2 separate regions of the Homo sapiens genome follow, and region 1 is linked to region 2. The links are chromatin contacts, found by Hi-C or POLR2A ChIA-PET in ENCODE. All regions are on one chromosome and are shown on one strand. Each heading gives the region's core, a stretch centred on a gene start or an enhancer-like site at or near the end of the contact. The rest is flanking DNA. Distances are from core to core; before and after follow the strand shown. Region 1 has its middle 330 kb from the start of DAOA. Region 2 holds the start of RAP2A (RAP2A, member of RAS oncogene family).

Region 1 (6,352 bases), core at 2,147-4,646, 7.7 Mb before region 2:
ACATACCATTCCATTTCTGCCCATTTCCCACCCCAAAACTTCTTTAAAAAACATGTCTCATAACATCTTTCAACTCCATGAAATACTACATAGAGTAGTATAATGAACAAATATATTCCAATTATTCAGCTTCTGCAATCATCAAATCATGGGAAGTTTTTGTTTCCTCTAAATCCCTGCCAATTTCTCTTTGACTCAGAATTGTTTTTAACAATCCCAGACAACGTAATATTTCATCTCCAAACATAGGAAAGCCAGTCCCTAAAATACAAAACTCACATGAAACATAACCACAATATCATTATACCTAAACATTAGCAATAATTTTTTTCATATCATAAATAATAGTGCTGAAATTTCTTAGCCTTAGTACTTTTATTCAAATAAATATGCAAAGTCCATATATTGTAATTGTTTAGTGTTCCATAACTATATTTTAGGTCCCCCATCCTAGTCTTTTTGTTTTCCATGAATTTTGTATTTTGAAGAATCAGATTGTTTGTCCTGTAGAGTTTTCAGAGTCTGCATTTTACTGATTGAAGCCCTGCCATGTCACTTAACAGTTTCAGCTGTTCCCTATATTTTTTGTAAATTGGTTGATGAAAAATGGCTTGTCTTCTAGTTTATTTTGGTTTTGGTAAAAAAATTCTTCACATGTAATAATGTTGTGTACTCATATTTAAAGAACATAACATCAGTTTCTCTTCCTTCCTTCCTTCCTTCTTTCCTTCCCTCCCTCCCTCCCTCCTTTCTTTCTTTCTCTCTCTCTTTCTCTCCTTCCTTCCTCCTTTCTTTCTTTTCTTTTCCTTCTTTTCTTTCTTTTCTTTCTTTCTCAATCTCACCCTGTCATCCAGGCTGAAGTACAGTGGCACAAATGTAGCTCACTGCAAACTCAACCTCCTGGGCTCAAGCAATATTTCTGCCTCAGCCTCCTGAGTAGCTAAGACTACAGGTGTGTGCCTGGCTTTTTTTTTTTTTTTTCTTCTTCTTCTTCTTCTTTAACGTTTTGTAGAGATGAGGTTTTACTATGTTGCCCAGGTTGGTAAATTCCTTAGCTCAGGCGATCTTCCCACCTCAGCCTTCCAAAATGCTGGATTTACAAGCATGAGCCACTGCATCCTACTCAATATCAGTTTATTTTTATGAGCTCACCAGTCATGGATGAAAACTGACTCCTGGAGAAGGGGTTAAAAAGAGAATGCAAGATGAATGTTTGACTCCTTCCTTTTCTTCTATAAGTTTTCAGAATAATGCCTTTTTTTTTCCCTAAGAGTCCTGATCCTAGGTACCAGTAGTGCTCATTCCTTTTGAGTGGGTCAGTGTTTCTAGTCATTTTCTGTGGGCCGGATGAGGGTATCTTTATTTTTTTTTTAATAAGAGATGCCATTCATCTGATTTTTATTGATAATACAGGTGTTCTCTTAAAATTTTTTCTCTCTTAATTATGTATTTATTTCTCTCATGTCAAAATTCCAGTTCCCAGTAACACAGACATTTGTTTTCATCTAAATACATACACAGTAGTCTCTGTGTGAGAATACCAGACATTGGAAGAGAGTCACTTACTGATCAGGGAGTCCTGAGCAGATCTTACCAAGGAGAGATATAAACTTCTATAGTGTAAGCTTTTGAGCTTACACTATACAATTTTGGGATTGGGAGTTAGTTATCTGTTAAAACAGTTAACAGCTTCTTTAATACATAAAGTATCTAATGCTTTTGCCGTACCCTGCTTAAAAGTTTGTAATATCAATCGGTACTGTGAATAAATTACTTACCATTCTGCATTGCAATGGATATCATGACTTGAATAGCAATAGATACATGTATTGAGATCTGTGTGAAGGGTCAAATACAAGGAAGGATTTTGTAGTACTGGACTAGAAAATATTTTATCCTAAGTGGAAACAGAACATATGGGCATGTAAGCAGCTTGAGCATGTACTTCAATTCCCTGGTAAGAAATCTCCTCTTGAAAATTTGAGTCAGATAGTCTGAAGTGTTCTGCTGGAATGAAATCAATATATGAAATTTAAAATGTTGGAGTAATCTGCACTTAGGTAACCATGCAGTGCAGTGACTTCATGGGTGCCTTCAGATTAGAACAATATAAAATTTGAGGAGCAAAAGTGCAAACATTTGAGAAATGCTCATAGTTAAGTGGTGATTGCTGAGGAGATTTAAAAGAAAGAAATACAAAATTAATCATAGAAGAAAGAAGATAATATAGTGCCAAAAAACCCACAAGAGAAATAGTTTAAGAAGTGAATAATACATTAAATAAGACAGAGAAATCAGCAATACAAGACAACTGAATTTAAAACTTAACAGATTATTTGTGACCTGACCACTGAGTAAAAATACTCAGTAAAGTGGTTGGAATGGAAACAGTATTGTTTCTCAAGGGTACAATAAAAGACAATGACTTGGAGAGGTGACTGCAAAACAGAGTGACAAGATTCTAAGTAGAGCCATAAGACTCACTGTGAAAACAAATGTCCTGCTCTATTTGGTTCTAAAATTCATTATCTGCAAAAGTTCTACAATGCTGAGGGGCCATATTTTGTTTGTATGTTTCAACTCATACTTTACCTCTGCTGCCTCACAATAGCCTGCAAAAATAGCCACTGCCCCACAATACCTTGGAAGTAGGAACTGCGCCTCACGCAGGCCGCCTACAGGACAGGGAAGCAGCTGGAGACCCATGAGATGGCTGAACCAAACAGAATCCAGACCGGGCTTGCTTTGGAAATGTGGGGCAAGAAATACCAATTAAATAAGGCAGTGAGTGGTGGGAACTAAACTAAAATGCCATCTGGTAGGTCATGGATGGAGAGAACCACGGGGCTATCGATAAGCCAAAGCTGCAAGCTGTCAGTGACTCTGTGAAGAAACCGAAAGTCAATGCGTGCAGCGAGAAGAGGGTGATTGAGGAAGTGCTGCAGCATGGCTATGGGCGATAGAAAGACTGCAGCTCTTGACTCAAGCACGGAGGGAGGAGGTGGTTTTGAAACAGCCTCGGATGCTGACAGATTGCCTTCTGTAGCTCTAAGTCCTTAAAATAACCCAACTCGGTGGCTGTGTGTGGTTTTGTTTGTTTTGTTTGACCCAAATAGCTTGGAAGACTCAGACATCTTCTGTAGTCTCGGTTCTAGCAGTGCCAGAGCTAGATGAACCTGGTAGTTTAAATTTTCAAAGGGTTGGTAAACGATGTATGGTAAGCAGGAAAGAAAGGATAATGAGCACAGTAAGAGGAACTAGGGGAAAGGTACTTTGGTGAGGCTGAAACTGCTTCAGTTCCCGCTCTGCCTCTCTCTCTCATGAATCACTATGACCTGAATAGGGAGAAAACGAACGCACATGTTGGAAATCAGGTTGAGCGGATTTCACGTCATTTCCACATAGCACCCTATCCAGTGAGAGGAAATTATCTGCCTCTTTGTGAAAGTGACAGGGATGTGCAGGCACAGTGCAATTCCTTGGGGAAGTGAGGGCAGTGTCTGCATATAGTTATCAAGCAAGAAATTGTTGAGTGTTGCGATTGCAAAGAAAAGAACAGAATTGAGAACACCCGAGTCTTTATCGATCAAGCCCCAGAATAGCAATCATGACAGGGCAGGTTATGAGTTTAGCCAGCTGTGTGAGGTAACAAGGCCTCCTACAGCTCTTCTTTTGGGAGCTTCAGTTGAGTGATAAGTCATCCTCTCTCTAGAGTAAGGCAGTAGCAGGAAACAGCTGTATGCCAATTGTAAATTCTCCCACATTTCAGTGGAGATGTAGTCCAGGTCTTACTTGCCCCTGTGGATTATCTAAGGCAACTAAAATCAATTGATGAAATTTCCTTCCCACTGGGTTAATTTTCTGGAGCTGAAAACAGCCTTCTGAAAACCAGGAATCGATTCTGTGAAGCTCTTATAAATAGGAGAGTTAATAATTTGGTAAAAGTTTCCTCTTCTTATAAAAGATATTTTCTCCTCTCTCTCTGTTTTTTTTTTTTGAGACAGAGTCTTGCTGTGTCACCCAGACTGGAGTGCAGTGGTGCGATCTCGGCTCACTGCCAGCTCTGCCTCCCGGGTTCACGCCATTCTCCTGCCTCAGCCTCCCGAGTAGCTGGGACCACAGGCGCCCGCCACCACGCCCGGCTAAGTTTTTGTATTTTTAGTAGAGACAGGGTTTCACCGTGTTAGCCAGGATGGTCTCTGTCTCCTGACCTCGTGATCCGCCCTCCTCGGCTTCCCAAAGTGCTGGGATTACAGGCATGAGCCACTGCGCCTGGCCCATAAAGGATATTTTCTCTACCTCTAAGAAACTCCATGCCTAAAACATATGAAACATCAAAAAACATCCTGGATGATATCAGAGAGAAAGAGCATCAGCAAGTGTTTGCTGGCATTAGCAGGTACTATGCTAATATATAGGCCATGGTATATGTAAAGCAAAAATAAAAGAAAGAAAAAAAGAAAGCTGATTACACAAGACCAGTATGTCCTGATGATTGCAGTTGTGTTAGGAAATCTTTTAGTTAATTCTAACATCCTTTGTTTTCTTATCTTTAGCATTTGTACTTCTGTTTTGGTGGTCATTGCAGAATTACTTTGGTATTCACTAATCACTATTAATTCATATGCAAGTAGCCATTTAAATATGTTTCCCTTTGGAATGAATATTAGCTACTATGGTTAATAAATAAAAGTAATTTTGGGGAGTTCTCTGGGACTAGGAAATTATGTAGCCTTTTACATAATTAATCTTTAAGTTCCATTGGTTGCAAGTAATGATGATCGTCTTTTGACAATTTATTGTATAGGTGTAACAAGAATTTTAGTTTTGGGAAATTCTACCCCACAAGAGATTCTTTTGAATATTCTTTCTGTAGAGTTCCAAGTAATGAAAAGAAAAACTACTGTTTATTGAACATCCATTCCATAATCTGTCTTTAAATATAGTTGTCTTTCAATGCAAATAATAAGTTTTTCTTATACATGTTTTTCAGATAATATGTAAAATATTTTTCACATTCATTCAAGGTATTTTAAGCACCAAATGACATTACTTATGGACCATTCTATTCTTCTGTTGTGTTTAATCTCAAAATAATAAGATAAGCAACTATAAATTAGTGAATACTTGCCATGACACATAGACTTTGCATATTGTAGCTTATTTAGTAGATAATAAAAATTATTTTGCATATAAAGAAACTGAGACTAGTAGAAGATAAGTAGCTTGATCAAAATCTAAGATCTCTGTCCTGCATATTCTAGTTTTGCCTCTTTGGCTCTCCTTTCTAATCTTTTTCTCCCTGTTCTGTGGCCCAGAAAGCTACCTCTATGGGTCATGTAAACTCAGCTCTTTTGTATTCTGTTTCCTGATTGGCGTCAGCCAATAGACAGCACCAACAGTCATCAGATGGTAGGAAGAGAGAGAGCAGCAAGGGTATTTATTCCTCTGCCTTCTTTCTTAACAATGCACGTTTTGGCTTTGGCTGCGTTCCTTTTAAAAGGCACAACTTCTGCTGGTCAGTCTTCTTCTACAGCTACCGGTTTCTGTGTTGCAATAAATGCTCCCTTTCTTTGCCCTTTCAGACCTGGGGCAGTAATGCCTCCATGCTTATCAACGCTAGGGTTCTTATTATTCATGGTTGGCTAACACAGGACAACCAACACCATTATAAATTACTCATTATATTCTATGAAATCTCTTCAATTCACCTCCTGAGAGTGCATCAATTTCTTCCAGGACTTTGACTGATATAGAAATTGTCACCAGAATTGGCTGGAGGAAGCAGAACCTTAGATTGGAATTCTGGTATTAAATCATTCACATATTTAATGAATGCATTTATTATCTCCCTTGCCGGGGAAAATGGAATATGATGATCTGTGTCATATGGTGGCATCATGAAGGCAGGTAGAGGGCAAGGCATTTGGAGAGCAGATGACTGTGACTCAGTAGCCATAACTAGAATGATAAGTGTAATAAGCAAAGCTCAGGCTGCTGTTGCTGGTGGTTCTAAAAAGGATATCCAGGGAAGTGAACCAACTAAAAGACTGGAATGTAAGCCCAACTCAAGGCTCACATGAGGAACTCAGATGGCCGCCAAGACAGCTTTAAAAATGGCCTTAATCTGCCATAGCTCCAGGGCAGATATGGCTGAAACTCAAGCCCAGTTCCCAACTGCAGTTGTCACAGAACTGCAGCACTAATGAATGTGACCCTCCAGAATTATTTTACTAAGGAGATCTAAGGGAAGAGTGGGTGTTACTGAGATATGGGATGGAGATATCCCCGCAGACAAAAGCAAGGCTAGTAACTTTTAACCCTTAAGTCATCCTAAAGGTTCCTTATCTGG
Region 2 (6,556 bases), core at 1,100-3,599:
CAGTGTATATGTGCATCTTCATATCTTTAAGCATATATATCTAAATGTGAAGGGTGAGGCTGTTGGGGCATTTACTTAGATTATTTTTTGATGTATGCATTTGGCCTAACATTGACATGTGGCAATGTATCAGACTACCCTGCAGTTGGTTTGGTTTGTTTCTTTTTAATTGAGTGGTTGGGGGAGGGGGTAATAAGAATTTAAGTAACTTAAATGTAGCCCCTTAAATGCCATCCTCATACTAAGTTTAACACCAGAATTGTTCATCTCTTAACTATAAACATTTAACTTTAGGAAAATGATACTGGAGAAGTACAAAGCTATCAAATTTACAAATCTTAGCAGCAGAGACCACGAAAATATCTGCTTTATTCTAGTTTGGAATTTAACACAAGGATGAATAACATGCACGATTTTAGTTCAGCGATTAAAGTGCATACTCAGTTAAGGGGGGGTGGAGCAATAGAGAGAGAGCCTTCTCTTTGATCTCATAGGTTGCATTAAAAACTCACTACTCGTAATGAATTTTTGATCATCCCCTGGGTACACATAACTTGGTCCTTGCTCTTTCAAAATGAGTGGACTCAAACTGACTTACAATGTGACTGTGTCTACGGTGCACTTACAACCATCTTTCAGTAAAGGTCTTCAGATTTAGGCTCTAGGTAGAATAAGGCAGGAAAAAAAGGACACCAAAATTATCAGCAGGCATTAACTAACAAGAACTAGATGAAACAGTAATGTGTAATTAAATGATAATTAGAAAAATTTGCCAAAACTTTGAACTAAGATATTATCACATTTCTAATGCTTAAAATTACACGGAAAAATATATTCAGTGAATTTAAGAGAAAACAAACATTTTAAATCATTTATCAGCCATATTTCCAAAATGTATACTTTAGAAAAGAATTTATATATATATATAAAGGCTTATTAACATTAACTTTAAATTAGCTAATACTTGTGTCACACTTTTGAAGAAGCTTCTGTTTTGTTTCCAGGAACTGGTGGTGGTGGTGTGGTGGTGTTTTTTTTTTTTTTTTTTTTTTGGAAGGGGTTAAGGCGGCTATATTAAAAACAAAAAAACAAAAACAAACAGTTAAGCTGCATTCTTTTCCTGTGAATGGCTTATTTGTACTCCTCTGTTAATATTCTCGAAACCCCATTTAGCTTATGATGTCTTCAAATAATTTAATAATCTGTCTTTAAAGTTTTGCACTAAATTAGAGACTTAATTTTTGTAAAACGCCTTGGAACCATAAACCTTTAACGAGATGAGAAAGGTCTCCTTCCTCTGGACTTGACTTTACTGTATAGGTGTGTGAGCGATTTTTACTGTCAAACATTGCCAAGGCAGATTGTTGTTGTTCAGTCTGCAAATGTCTCGACTATACCTGCACAGTTCCTCTCTTCCCAAGACAAATCTATCCACCCCTTTCCCCCCTGCAAGTTTTAAACTTTGTTTCCTTGGGGGCTCTGTAACAAGCAATGCTAACAACGTCCAAGAGACAAAGAGCTGTTCTGTGGGCTAACACGATGCCAAATTTTAGTTGTGAAACAAAGCACTCAAATTTGAGATTGAGGAGGAGGAGCAGAATGACAATAGTAAAGCCTCCAGCTTGGAGCCACCCCCCAGAAAGCCCCTTCCCCGGAGCCCCGCGCGGGGAGTTCCAGCCCCGGGACGGTGACTCCGGGGTGCAGCCGCCAAGCCCCCGTGTGCCCTCGCTCACCGCTTCACGCGGATGATCTGGTCCCGCATGGGCTTGATGTCCTGGAAGCTCTGCTGGTTGACGAGGCTGTAGACGAGGATGAAGCCCTGGCCGTTCTTGATGTACAGGTCCCGCATGGACGCGAACTGCTCGGTGCCCGCCGTGTCCAGGATCTCCAGCACCGACGGCGACGAATCCACCTCGATCTCCTTGCGGTAGAAGTCCTCGATGGTGGGGTCGTATTTCTCGATGAAGGTGCCGGTCACGAACTGCACGGTCAGGGCGGATTTGCCTACCCCGCCCGAGCCCAGCACCACCACTTTGTACTCGCGCATCGTCCCTCCGCGGCCGCCGCCGCCGCCGCCGCCCGCGACATAGACCTACGCCGGCCGCGCTGCGCCCCCAGCCCCGGCCCCGGCGGCCCGCCCCGCCGCCTCCCGCTGCCGCCCCCACCTCACAGCCGCGGCGGCCCCCTGGGCGCCGGCGGCGGCGGCGGCAACTGAGGGAGCAGCGGCCCTGGGCATGGGCCGGGCCGAGCCGGGCGGCGATGCGGCCCCGTAGGCACCGGGTGGGACTGAGGGCGAGCAGAGAGAGAGACCGGGAGCCGCTGGTGCCGCCCGAGCCGCGGGCCCGCAGTGCCGCCCGCCCCGCCCCTCGCGCCTCCACGCCCAGATCCCCGCCCGCCGCCGCCGCCGCCGCCGCCGCTACCCCCAGCGCTCGAGCGCGCGCCCGAGCCCCAGCCGCAGCGCGGCCAGGGGCGGGGTCCGGCGGCCGGGGCGGAGCCCGCGGCGCAGCCCCGCCCCCGCCCCCTAGGCGACGGGCCGCGAGCGCTCCCGAGAGGCTTTGCGGGGCTCGGAAGCTTCTGCCCGCGCGGAGATAAACAAGCACCGCGACCGCCGAGCAGCGCCGAACCCAGCGCGCCCAGTCAGACCCCAGGGCCTGTGTACCGAGCATGCGCAGTTCCCGCCCAAGCCAGGAGCAGCGTCAACCTGAGACTCCCGAGACATTAAGAATTCGGAAGGGATGAGATGGTAGAGGGGCTAGAGCTACCTCCAAGCTTTATCCTGAGGCGGGGAGTGAAGGAGAGATGCCCAAGGCCCAAGAGGGGCCGCGAGGGCCTTTGTCCGATGCCACCCAGTCTGTCAGCACTCCTAGAGCTTTGGTTTTATCTTGTATTAGCATGTGAAGCTTTAAGGGGGGGGCACCTACAGGCTTCTGACTGAAGTTGTGTAAACGCAACAAAATGAAGCTTTGGAGCGTTAGGACATTGATGGGAGGGTGACGCCCCCCTCTAGCAGCGCGCCAGAGGGGCGAGTCAGAGGCGGCCACACACCACGGAAGTCGGGTCCAAGCCCGCTGACGTCGCCGGGGTCCCGCCCACCAACCCTCTGGACCCGCCCACATTTCTTCTAGACCCGCCCCTTTCGGTGCCGAACTGAAGTCGAGCTCTTCCCACGCCCTGTCAGCCACGGGTGAGTTGAAAACCTGGAGAGCGGAATCCCGAACGGCAGCCGGAAGGCCCTGGACTCCTCATAGCAACAGCCAGCTAGGGGCATCTAGTGGGAAGCTGGGATTCATTCTAGCCAACCACATCACGTCTCTGTACCACAAGGTACCATTCACGACCAATAAGAGAGCGCCCCCATACCACGTGCCTTTACTCCTTCAACCAATCGAGAAAAACGCTAGTCGTAGGATCCGCAAGCCCACCTCCCAGTGCCTTGCCAGGCGGGGCTCTTCGCGCACGCTCTGCCAACCAATCGTAGGTGAGCTGGCGAGTGACGGAAGCTTCGGCCAAGCCAACCAGAGCTCGCGAGCCCCTTGCCACCGAGGCCGGCGGGATGGAGACAGGGACCGGCTGCTGGGGTTTGGGAGGGGCAGAGATTGAGGAGCCAGTTGCTGTGCCCTGTTCTGGCAAAAGAACAAGATGCGTTGCAAGCCAGAATGATGAATTCCACTTTTCACGTCGCCTCCGTGGCATTCTGCCTAAATGATGGGCATGGAAATGGTGCTGAGGGATGTGGGCTGAATCGAGAACACAGGGACTTTTGTCTTCAGGGTGAGAAATGTTCCGGTCCTTAAGGAAACATCGTGCAGCAGTTGCATGGGTCTTCCAGGCGTTCCTCCCAAAACATTATTTTTTTTCTTTCACTATTGAGTTTTAAAACTTAGCGTTCTGTCGCTAGCATTGCATCTTAGTTACACATCCTCTCCCACCCATAACGTCAAATTTAGGAGACGATACATCCCCAAGCTTTCCTGCATTATTTTTTGCAGTAACTGGTTATTCAGTTTACTTTCTTTAAACTATGTCCTTCTCAAACTAGTCTCACCTGTTCGTTACTGTCGCACATTTCCTGCGAATAACACGTTTCTGTAGTTCTGTTGTTAGAGCCTGGCATACCTCTCCCCGTTCCTCTTTCCCACAAGGTCATCATGCAGAGGGGATTTTGGTCTGAGTTAAAAGCCAGGTATTCTTTCACCATCTTTTCTGTCGATAGTCAAACTACTACAAAGACTACTCAAATTTAGTAGTTTCTTATTTCCCTATAGCTTCGTTATATTAGAATGGATAACTTATATTTGCATTACCTTGCTGTAATGAACACACACCAAGTTTTCATTTAAAATTATCAAGGACAAATGTCCTCTGAATTTAAAAATGTGTATGTAGTAAAATATAACTCAGCATTTCTTGATTACATATCATTAAAATATGAATGGTACTATCTGAGCCACCAGAATCAGCAGTGAAGGTATTATATTAATAAAAAGGACTAAGAATCAGGACTGTTTTAAGGGAACTGGAACCGAAGAGGATCTACTATTTCATCCTAGGCTAGTTAACATGAAATAGTGAATTAAAATTGAAAGAGCTTACATGGATGCTTCATATCTGAGCTACTTTGGCAGGGATGTTTCAAGAGGATGTAGGTAAGTATGGTGTTCACCTAGCTTTCCAGAAGTCTCATATTTTGTGTAAAATTGGTATGCTTATTCATGGTTACTTTGGGTTAGTAGAAGCTATACTTCTTTTCCAAGGAAAGACAGACTGTCTTAAGATTCTAACTGTGCATCTTGGTGATAAGAAGTTCTTAGGGTTGTTAAATAGAGCCAGGAAGCGTGAAGCTTTCTCTCTAGATCATGACAACTCATCTAGTACCTTGCATTACAAAGGAGCTCTAAGTCCATTTACTTTGCAAGGAATGAAGTTCCAGTGATTAATGTTTTTGAGAAATTTGTATTGGGATTGTGGGGTCCAGAAGGTTGCCTTAAGTAACTGTTTTCATGACTCCTAGGTCCCTAGATGTTGAGAAGCTCTGGATTGAAGCTGTCACAAAAATAGTGAGTGGGCTCCGTAGTCACTCCATTTAGCATAATACAGAGTAGGACAGCTTTGTGACATTTCTCAGGCTATTTCCCCTGACCTCTCATCAATGCTGACGTTTTTGATAAGAAGGGGTATAGAGACTGCAGCCCTTGGGGTGGTTACAGTTCATTTATTTACAGGCCTTATATTGACAGGCCTCAGATTTCATGCTCAGTACCATAAAGGTTGATTTTTAACCACCAAGAGGCAAAAGAAACATGACAGGTCGGAGCATATTTTCTCACCTATTCTGGCTTAAATGATGGTACTTACCTGATTTGTGGTTGTAGGTGAAATGTTGGGTGAAAGATTAGCTGCTATAAAAAGGATGTCAGGACGTGTAGAGAATTTAGAGGACTTGGGTGGGAGATGGATGTCTATTTTCTAACCCCTTAGTCATGTTCATTCCGATGCCAGCATAAACTCTATTTTGAGATGATTATAGAAATAACTTATATCTTCATTTGTTTGTGGGAAATAAAAAATAAAAATGATATAAAAGAAATTTGAATTATTCCCAAGAGCTGTAAATCTGTAAGATAGTGAAAACTTAACGCAGTAACTGACACTGCAGGATCCCTTTAGTTTCCAAAGTGCATTGCCAGGAGAATAAAAAGAAAGAAAATCTTCATTTCTCCTCTCTCCACTAAATCTGAAAGGGAGTTATCTCACCTATAGCCAGATACCTTCAATTATCGCACTTGTGTTACCGTGGAAACCCAAGTCCATCCTTTCTTTCTGTAAAAGGTGTTGGAAAAGGTGGTATGAAGTGGGAAAGGTACTGTATTCTGGGACTTCCTGACACCAGCAAGAAGCAAATATGCAGATAATTTAATAGAAACAAATTAGTAGAGGATGTTTGTAATGCGAGGGGTACTTTTCGACTGTAAAACCCTGATTCCTAATGCTTCTTATTAAAGCCTGCATGCCTCTGATTAAACATAAAGGGGAAGGGCATGTCAAGTACATTTAGCACCTGTGAAACGCTGCTGGCAAGTATAAGGAGAGCAGACGATGGTTTCTTGACCTGTGAGGCTCCTAATACAGTTGAGAATCTGCAGTATATATGTGGAGTGGAAAGGAAGGGGCAAAATAAACTTTGTTCTTCCTTTAAAAAATGTGATATGTCTCAGTGCTTTTGAAAAGAAAAGGAATTAGAATGCAGAAATTAAGAGTATGGAAACAACTCAATAAAAGAAACGTATGGGTGGAGAGAGTAGATGTTTCAAAAGGCCATTTTAATCAGAAAAAAAATCTGAAAGAAAAGACGTAATGATTAAAATGTAGGCAGAAAAAAGAAAAAGCCTGAAGAATCTTAAGAGCTAGAGGATTCTGCGGAAAACAGAGCTTCAGTGTGGTTCATTTAACAAAGCAGAAGAGCAGGCACAGTGTTGCTTGCGTACCCAGCAGTTTCCCTTTATTTTTGCCAAAGAAGCTGGGATGAATCAGGATTGGACTTTAATAGCATTGCTTT

What was found. Hi-C counts contacts between places; a loop is a spot of excess contacts on that map. ChIA-PET counts read pairs that join two places held with the same protein, here RNA polymerase II (POLR2A). Pooled maps may share reads with other maps.
Region 1: a map of naive thymus-derived CD4-positive, alpha-beta T cell shows a loop between it and region 2 (21-fold over the local background). The contact joins the enhancer-like site here to the promoter of RAP2A in region 2. A Hi-C loop is called at or near these places in 1 of 168 maps with a recorded cell type or tissue (naive thymus-derived CD4-positive, alpha-beta T cell) and 5 of 50 pooled maps. POLR2A ChIA-PET finds 5 or more read pairs at or near these places in 2 of 52 experiments (CD4-positive, alpha-beta T cell and CD4-positive, alpha-beta memory T cell).

What each region holds. Positions count from the first base shown.
Region 1 is chr13:105,136,540-105,142,891 of GRCh38, reverse strand. No RefSeq gene overlaps it. Among named protein-coding and RNA genes, the nearest start is that of DAOA, 330 kb to the left of the region's middle. RefSeq lists enhancers at 2,632-3,041, 3,092-3,301. Within about 2 kb of position 3,396, at least 22 of the 41 ENCODE cell types and tissues checked have a DNase peak (open chromatin) inside an H3K27ac peak, as active enhancers do; they include CD4-positive, alpha-beta T cell, where a contact is called at or near this core.
Region 2 is chr13:97,429,962-97,436,517 of GRCh38, reverse strand. It overlaps RAP2A (RAP2A, member of RAS oncogene family), which reads right to left and starts at 2,349. Exons shown (of 2, transcript NM_021033.7): 1 at 1,734-2,349. The coding sequence starts at 2,047. RefSeq lists silencers at 2,173-2,232, 2,253-2,612 and enhancers at 2,763-2,812, 2,833-2,962, 2,234-3,165, 3,113-3,252.